3 separate regions of the Homo sapiens genome follow, and regions 2 and 3 are each linked to region 1. Evidence: chromatin contacts called from ENCODE Hi-C or POLR2A ChIA-PET data. All regions are on one chromosome and are shown on one strand. The core of a region is the stretch at or near the end of the contact, and the rest is flanking DNA. Distances in the headings are between cores, read along the strand shown.

What was found. Hi-C counts contacts between places; a loop is a spot of excess contacts on that map. ChIA-PET counts read pairs that join two places held with the same protein, here RNA polymerase II (POLR2A). Pooled maps may share reads with other maps.
Region 2: a loop to region 1 is called in a map with no recorded cell type, with 11 times the contacts of the local background. The contact joins two enhancer-like sites. A Hi-C loop is called at or near these places in 3 of 37 single-sample maps with no recorded cell type and 3 of 50 pooled maps. POLR2A ChIA-PET finds 5 or more read pairs at or near these places in 1 of 52 experiments (OCI-LY7).
Region 3: a loop to region 1 is called in a map of GM12878, with 1.8 times the contacts of the local background. The contact joins the promoter of FCER2 here to the enhancer-like site in region 1. A Hi-C loop is called at or near these places in 1 of 168 maps with a recorded cell type or tissue (GM12878), 10 of 37 single-sample maps with no recorded cell type and 4 of 50 pooled maps. POLR2A ChIA-PET finds 5 or more read pairs at or near these places in 1 of 52 experiments (GM12878).

The regions. Positions count from the first base shown.
Region 1 is chr19:7,177,854-7,180,687 of GRCh38, forward strand. All of the region lies in intron 3 of INSR (insulin receptor), which reads right to left. Among named protein-coding and RNA genes, the nearest start is that of ZNF557, 110 kb to the left of the region's middle. RefSeq lists an enhancer at 1,342-1,441. Within about 2 kb of position 1,423, at least 13 of the 41 ENCODE cell types and tissues checked have a DNase peak (open chromatin) inside an H3K27ac peak, as active enhancers do; they include GM12878, where a contact is called at or near this core.
Region 2 is chr19:7,806,288-7,809,121 of GRCh38, forward strand. The region is part of intron 1 of LOC124904628 (a long non-coding RNA gene); the gene reads left to right. Among named protein-coding and RNA genes, the nearest start is that of EVI5L, 23 kb to the right of the region's middle. Within about 2 kb of position 1,349, at least 2 of the 41 ENCODE cell types and tissues checked have a DNase peak (open chromatin) inside an H3K27ac peak, as active enhancers do.
Region 3 is chr19:7,700,720-7,703,553 of GRCh38, forward strand. It overlaps FCER2 (Fc epsilon receptor II), which reads right to left and starts at 1,412. Exons shown (of 11, transcript NM_001220500.2): 1 at 1,296-1,412. It overlaps LOC105372262 (a long non-coding RNA gene), which reads right to left. Exons shown (of 5, transcript XR_936296.2): 5 at 2,361-2,402. RefSeq lists an enhancer at 1,299-1,408.

The sequences.
Region 1 (2,834 bases), core at 173-2,672:
CCAATTTGAGTTGGGGTTCTGGTGCATGAAACCACAAGATTCCCAACTGTTACAGTCTCCATTTCTTCATCTGAAAATAACACCACCAACGCCACAGCTTGTGATGAGGAACTCAATGAAGCATACCACAAAAGCACTTCGCACACAGAACGCAATTTTATCCGTTGCTACAAGGGTCATTTTTTATTGGTGGCATCCTTGTTGCTGCTGCTGTTGTTCTCACACTCCTGGGTATTCAACTCTTCAGAGTGATTTTTGTGACTGTAGGATCATAAAGTATGTATCTGGTCTTCATCCCGGTTCTTGGCACAGAGCTTCAAAAACCCTTGGAACTTTCTGAGTCACAGGAATGCTTTTGTTAGGAGTGTTAGGAATGTCGGGGTGACTTGTGGGGGGGGGGGTGCCTAGATAACATGAGGGTGGGGGGCGGTCACCAGAAAGAACAACCCTGTGATCAGAGGGTTGGGGCTTTTAGGACCTCCAGGGAGATGAGGGGGCTGGAAATGGCAGTGTTGAATCACATGGTCAATGATTTCAATCAATCACGCCTAAGGAATGAGACTCCAATTAAAACTCTGGATACTGGGCCGGGTGCAGTGCCTCACGCCTGTAATCCTAGCACTTTGGGAGGCTGAGGCAGGTGAATCACGAAGTCAGGAGTTTGAGACCAGCCTGGCCAACATGGTGAAACCCTGTCTCTACTAAAAATACAAAAATTAGCCGTGCGTGATGGTGCATGCCTGTAGTCCCAGCTACTCGGGGGGCTGAGGCAGGAGAATTGTTTGAACCTGGGATGTGGAGGTTGCAGTGAGCTGAGATTGAGCCACTGCACTCCAGCCTGGGTGACAGAGTGAGACTCCGTCTCAAAACAAACAAACAAACAAACAAAAACTCTGGACGCTGAAGCTCAGTAGTACTTCCCAGCTGGTGGACACACCAGTATGTCAAGAGGGTGATACATGCTGTTGCCACGAGGAGGCAATATGGAAATTCTGCATCTAGAACTCTCCCAGATCTTGCCGTATGTGTATCCTTTATAATAAAACTGTAATTGTATAGCAGGGTTTTTAAATTTGAGACAAGATCTTGCTCTGCCACCCGGGCTGGGGTGCACTGGCACAATCTTAGCTCACTGCAGCCTCGAACTCCTGGGCTCAAGCGATCCTCCTGCTTAAGCCCCTCAAGTACCTGGGACTACAGGCATGCACCCCCTCACCTGGCTAATGTTTTTAAATTTTTGTAGAGATGGGATCTCACTATGTTGTCCAGGCTGGTCTCGAACCTCTGGGCTCAAGTGAGCCTCCCACCATGGCCTCCCAAAGTGCTGGGATTACAGGCATGAGCCACCACACCTGGCCAGGTTTATTTTCATTCTGTGAGTTCCTTCTAGTAAATTATGAAACCCAAACAGTTTGTGGGAATCCCCCAATTTAGAGCCAGTTAGTCAGAAGTGTGGGTGGCTGGGGGATCCCCAAGATGCTGCCAGTGTCTGAAGCAAGGGAAATCTCATGGAGGGCTGAGCCTTAAACTTGTGGCGTCTGATGCTAACTTTGGAGGAGGATGGTGTCAGAACGGTGTTGCAAGTACACCCAGGTAGTGGCAGAACAGCTGAGGCAGAAACAAAATACTGACCAAATGTTTGACTTCTTTTATTGCCTCTATTCTTATTATGTGGCAGGCAATGCTCTAAGCCTGGAGTTGGCAAACAGTGGGCTGGGAGCCAAATCCAGTAGGCCACCTGTTTTTGCAAATAATATCCTATTGGAATATGGCCACATTTATTGGTTAGTACATCGTCTAACCCTGCTTTCACGCTGCAAAGGCAGAGTTAAGTAGCTCCAACAGAGACCATATGGCCCTGAGAGCTGAAAATATTTACTATCTGGCCCTTGGCCAACCCCCGTTCTCAGCTGCCGGTATACATGAGTGAACAAAGCAGATAATATGCTTTCCCAGTGGGAAATTATAAATGACCATGAGTTCTTTGCAGCCTCTCCCACCAAGAAGTGGAGTCTATGTTCCCACCTGTTGAATCTGGGCTTGGCCATATGGCTTGCTTTGGCCAATGGAATATTTGCAAACGTGATACAAGCTGAGGCTTGAAAAGCACTTGAACATTGAGGTCTGCCCTTCCTGGCTGCTGGGGTAAGAGACTTATGGAGAGAGACCCCCACTGACCATCAAAGACACAAGAGGCTCCCCTAAACCATCAGCCGTAGCTAAACAGGCCCAGGCCAGACAAACCTTCAGTCAACACATGAAATCATCAGAGCTCCTAAAGGAGTGTTTTAAGCCACTAAGCACTGAGGTGGTTTTGTTACGCAACAAGAGCTAGCTGATACACTCACAAAGCTTATCATCTGGTTGGGGAGAGTGAATAAATTGACAACAAAGGCTAGGTACAGTGGCTCAGGCCCTGTAATCTCAGCACTTTGGGAAGCCAAGGTGGGAGGATCACTTAAACCCAGGAGTTCAAGACGAGCCTGGGGAATATAGCAAGACCCCCAACACTACAGAATTTTTTTTTAGCCAGGTGTGGTGGTGTGTGCCTATATAGTCCCAGCTACTCAGGAGGCTGTGGCAGGAGGATCTCTTGAGCCCAGGGGGTTGAGACCACAGTGAGCCATGTGGGTGCCACTGCACTCTAGCCTGGGTGACAGACCAAGACCTTGTCTCAAAAAAAAAAAAAAAAGACAAAAATATCAGCTAGTGACAAATCGAAGAGTTAAAACTAAATGATGTGACAGAGAGTGCACGGATGATTGACTCAGACGGGAAGGATTTGCCAAGGAGGTGACTTTTAAGCTGCCATCTAGATGACGAGGGGAAAAAGT
Region 2 (2,834 bases), core at 99-2,598, 630 kb after region 1:
TGTGTTTTTTTTTTTAATTAAATGCTCTGCAAATTACTGTAAGCTTTTGGTTAATTTCCAGAGTTGTGAAAATGTTGATTCTGTCAAATTTTGCCAGTTTTTTTCATTGCTTTTGTAGAAAGGCAAATTTTACTCTGCCATTTTGCTGACGTTCTTTTTTTTCCCCTTCGATGCTTAAATTATCTTTAATTTGGCCAGTGAAAGCTTTTCTCTCTGGCTTCTGGGTCCTTTTGACATATTCCTATTGGTTTTTTGCTGATCGTTTTTTCTTCCTTCCTGGCCTAACTAGATGTTCTAGGCTTTTGTCCCCCCCAACCCTGCCTCAGCCTCCCAAGTAACTAGGACTACAGGAGCACGCCACCACGCCTGGCTAATTTTTAAATTTTTTGTAGAAATGGGTCTTGCTATGTTGCCCAGGCTGCTCTCATTTTTCCAAAAAGCCCTGGGCTAGGTGGAGATTGGCAGTTAGAAATGATCTGGGTGTTAAGTGTGCCCATTGTTACTGGGGTATGTGGCTCCCAGGTCCTCTTAGTAGATAAATGGGAACACACACACACACACACACACACACACACACACACAAACTTATTTCTATATTTATCTTTATATTTTGAAAACCATGAATTCACCTCAGTACCTCCAATTCAATAGGGTTTATTCTTGTTTTTTTTTGTATCTTTTCTTTTTTTTTTTTCTTGAGACCGAGTCTCGCTTTGTCACCTGGGCTGGAGTGCAGTGGCGCAATCTTTGGCAGTCTCAGCTCACTGCAGCCTCAACCTGCTGGGCTTGAGGGATTCTCCTGCCTCAGGCTCCTGAGCAGCTGGGACCACAGGCTCACGGCACCACACCCAGCTAATTTTTTGTCTGTAAAGACAGGGTCTCACTATGTTTCCTGGGCTGGTCTGGAACTCCTGGACTCAAGCGATCCTCCCACCTTGGCCTCCCAACGTGCTGGGATTACAGTGGCCGGGTGCAGCGGCTCACGCCTGTAATCCCAGCACATTGGGAGGCCGAGGCAGGTGGATCACCCGAGGTCAGGAGTTCGAGACCAGCCTGGCCAACATGGCAAAATCCCATCTCTACTAAAAATACAAAAATTAGCCGGGCTTGGTGGCGGGAGCCCGTAATCCCAGCTACTTGGGAGCCTGAGGCAGCAGAATCGCTTGAACCTGGGAGGTGGAGTTTGCAGTGAGCCGAGATCTTGCCACTGCACCCAGCCTGGGTGACAGAGCAAGACTCTGTCTCAAAACAAAACAAACAGAAAAACAAAGTGCTGGGATCACAGGCATAAGCCACCACACCTGGCCTCTGCATCTCATGAGCATTTATTTTGTGCTATGTGTTTTTTGGATATGACCTCAAAGAATCCGGTAACACAGCCGCCCTCATTCTCATTTTACCTATGAGCATAGTGGCTCAGAGATGAGTCACCTGCCCACAGCCCATCAGCTGATAAACACTGGAGTTGGGTTTGAAACTGTGAAAGCAATGAGGACCACATCATTTTCACTTCCCTTCGTGGCCCCAACTCAAACCAACCCAAAACCCAAGAAAGAAGATGTGGAGATTGTGTTGCCTTTCATAACTGGGAAGCGCGGGTGAGTGGAGGGGACCAGATTCAGGATCTGCTTTTCTTTCTTTCTTTTTTTTTTTTTTTTTTTTTGAGACGGAGTCTTGCTCTATCGCCCAGTGGAGTGCAGTAGCGCGATCTCGGCTCACTGCAACCTCCACCTCCCGGGTTCACACCATTCTCCTGCCTCAGCCTCCCGAGTAGCTGGGGCTACAGGTGCCTGCCACCACGCCCGGCTGATTTTAGCATCTGCCTTTCTTTATCTGTCTATGATCTGTTTGCTCCAGAATGTAACCTTCTAGACCAAAGGTTGGCAAACATTTGAAAAGGGCCAAATAGTAAATATTTTTGGGCCTCGAGGGCTCTCTGCTGCAACTCTGCTATTCTAGCACAAATGCGTCACATACAATACATAAATGCATGGGCAGAAAACAATTTGTTAGCCGGGCACAGTGGCTCACGTCTGTAATCCCAGCACTTTGGGAGGCCAAAACAGATTAGGGTTTTCCAAGGCTGCAGGAAGGCAGGAATGTGGAGTGACTGCTTAGTAAGTATGGGGGGCTGGGCATGGTGGCTCACGTCTGTAATCCCAGTACCTTGGGAGGCCAGGGGAGGAAGATTACTTGAGGCCAGGAGTCTGAGACCAGCCTAGGCAACATAGCAAGGCCCCATCTCTACAAAACATTTGAAAATTAGCTGACCACGGTGGCACATGCCCACGTCCCCAGCTACTCAGGAGGCAGAGGTGGGAAGATTGCTTGAGCCCAGGAGGCTGAGGCTGCACTCAACCATGATTGTGCCACTGCAGTCACCCTGGGTGACAGAAGAAGACCCTCTCTCAACAAAAACAAAAATAAATAAATAGGCCGGGCGCAGTGGCTCATGCCTGTAATCCCAGCACTTTGGGAGGCCGAGGCGGGTGGATCATGAGGTCAGGAGATCAAGACCTTCCTGGCTAACACGGTGAAACCCCGTCTCTACCAAAAATACAAAAAATTAGCCAGGCATGGTGGCAGGCACCTGTAGTCCCAGCTACTCAGGAGGCTGAGGCAGGAGAATGGCATGAACCCGGGAGGCGGAGCTTGCAGTGAGCCGAGATTGCACCACTGCCCTCCAGCCTGGGCGACAGAGTGAGACTCCGTCTCAAAATAAATAAATAAATAAATAAATAAATAAATAAATAAATAAATAACTATGGGGTGTCCTTTTGGGGAGATGAGAATGTTCTGGAACTAGGTAGTAGGGATGGTTGCACAACATTGTA
Region 3 (2,834 bases), core at 162-2,661, 520 kb after region 1:
GGCCAGGCTAGTCTCAAACTCCTGACCTCATGATCCGCCCGCCTCGGCCTCCCAAAGTGCTGGGATTACAGGCGTGAGCCACTGTGCATGGCCTATTTTTTTATTTTTTGAGATGGAGTCTCGCTCTGTCACCCAGGCTAGAGTGCAATGGCACCATCTTGGCTCACTGCAACCTCCACCTCCCGGGTTCAAGCGATTCTCCTGTCTTAGCCTCCCAAGTAGCTGGGACTACAGGCACCCACCACCACACCTGGCTAATTTTTGTATTTTAGTAGAGACAGGGTTTCACCATATTGATCAGGCTGGTCTCGAACTCCTGACCACAGGTGATCTGCCCTCCTCAGCCTCCCAAAGTGCTAGGATTACAGGCGTGAGCCACTGCGCCCGACCAAGTCCTCTGACTTTAAAGCATCTACTATGTGCTGAGGAGCATGGGACTTGGGGTCCTTCAGGCCTGGAGGTCACGGGCTACCTTCTTTCGCTGCTTGACTATAGGTAAGTCCCTTCTCTCGGAGCCTCAGGGAGGTGGGGTGTGGCGCGGCCAGGCTCTGATTAGCGGCAGCTCAAGCTGGCCCTTTTGACATTGTGAGAGGAACCCAGAGACCATCCTGGGACTGGAACTGTCCAGGGAGGCAGCTGGACAGACCTGAGTCCGAGTCCTGGCTTCTTCCTGGATGAGCAGCTCAGTTTGCTCATCTGTAAATTGGGAGTATTCAAAGCACCAGCACACAGTAGGTGCTCAGTAAACCTACTGGCAGGATGCTGGGGGACTGTCCTCATTCTGTGGGGCCTCTCTCAGTGGAACTGAGGTTCCAAGAGGGTAAGTCATTTGTCCCCATCACGCAGTGGTGGGACTGGAACTCAAACCCGGGACCCTTGAGCTGGGAGCCCATTTGCTCAATCATCTGGAGACATAATCTCATGGTGGGGTGTCTACTGGTAAGTGCTGGGTGGCAGGATCCCAACTCCAGGCCGTCCTTCTAACCCAAGAGGTCCTGCCTCTGCCTAGAGTCTTCCATGGCTCCCCAGGGCCCTCTATGATCGGCCCAGCGCACTCACCAAGCTCATCTCAGACCAGATGGCCTGCTTTCACTTCCCCAAATCAGGGACTCGAATGCCTCGAGATTCTGTCCACACTGCGGCCCCCACCCCCGCCCCCTCACCACCCACCACCTCCCTTCTCTGGTTGTGACCTCCTGCTGGTCATCCCTTGAGGCTCAGCCCAAGGTCGTTTCTTCCAAGGGCGCTTTGATCTCCACTTCCCATGGCCAACCCCCAACACACCAGATACGTACTCACTTAGTGGAGTTTGGAGCCTGTGTCTGTCCTCCTAGTGTGTTGGGGTCGACCAGAGCGATTGGCAGGGACCGTCAGAGACAGAGGTTTAAGCAGGAAGAGAGACACTTTCTTCTGAAAGTAGAGCCACTGACAGCTTCTATTTTCATAGACCTAAATATGGGCTTGCCACCCGGATAACATTACACGCATGGCCTCTCCTGGTGCTCCCCACACCCGGGTGAAGTCCGTGTTATTATTATCTCCATTTCTCAGGTAAGAGAATTGGGTGAGAACTAGAGATGTTAAGCAGCAAGTTCCCACAGGGCTGAAGGAGGTGAGTGGTAGCGTCAAGATGTGAACCACTGTTACTGCACACTGAATCATACCACTATGGCCGATCACAGAGGGCCCTGGGGAGCCACGGAAGGCTCTAGGCAGAGGCAGGGCCTCTTGGGTTAGAAGGACGGCCTGGAGTTGGGATCCTGCCACCCGGCACTTACCAGCAGACACCCCACCATGAGATTATGTCTCTTGATGATTGAGCAAATAGGCTCCCAGGTCAAATGTCCCAGGTTTGAGTCCCAGCAAGAAAAAAGGGAAGAGGAGAGAGAGGCAGAGGAAGGGGAAAAAAAAGACAGAAGGAAGGAGAGGGAGAAGGAGGAGTAGGAGGGAAGGAGGGAAGCGGGGGGAAAGAAAGATACGTGAGATAATATTCAGGTCAAATATGGACAGTTTTGGCTGGGCACGGTGGCTCACGCCTGTAATCCCAGCACTTTGGGAGGCTGAGGTGGGAGGATCACTTAAGCCTGGGAGTTCAAGACCAGCCTGGACAACATAGCAAGCCGTTGTCTCTACAAAAACTATAAAAACTAGCAGGGCATGGTGGTGCATGCCTGTGATCCCAGCTACTGGGGAGGCAGAGGTGAGTGGATCACTTGAGCCCAGGAGTTCAAGATCAGCCTGGGCAACACAGTGAGATGAAAGAAAGAAAGAGAGAGAGAAAGAGAGAGAGAGAGACCGGGCACAGTGGCTCACGCCTGTAATCCCAGCACTTTGGGAGGCCGAGGCAGGTGGATCATCTGAGGTCAGGAGTTCAAGGCCAACATGGTGAAACCCTGTATCTACTGAAAATACAAAAAAAAAAAAAAAAAAAAAAAAATTAGCTGGGCATGGTGGTGGGCACCTGTAATCCTAGCTACTCGGGAGGCTGAGGCAGGAGAATCGCTTGAATCCGGGAGGCAGAGGTTGCGGTGAGCCGAGATCGCGCCATTGCATTCCAGCCTGGGCAACAAAAGCTAAACTCTGTCTCACAAAAAAAAAAAAGAAAAGAAAAAAGAAAGAAAAACAGAAAAGAAACACCAAACTCCATCCCAGCCCCATCCTGGAACTAAGACTTCATCCCCATGTCCTCACAACATGGCCCAGCTGGACTTATTCCCAAGCTTCCTCCTCCTTCTCCTCGTGTGTCCCCATTGGTGGGACAGTCCGTCCATCCACCCAGACACCCCGGCCCAGGTCCAGGCCTTGTCCAAGCACTTCCCGATCTTCCACCCCAC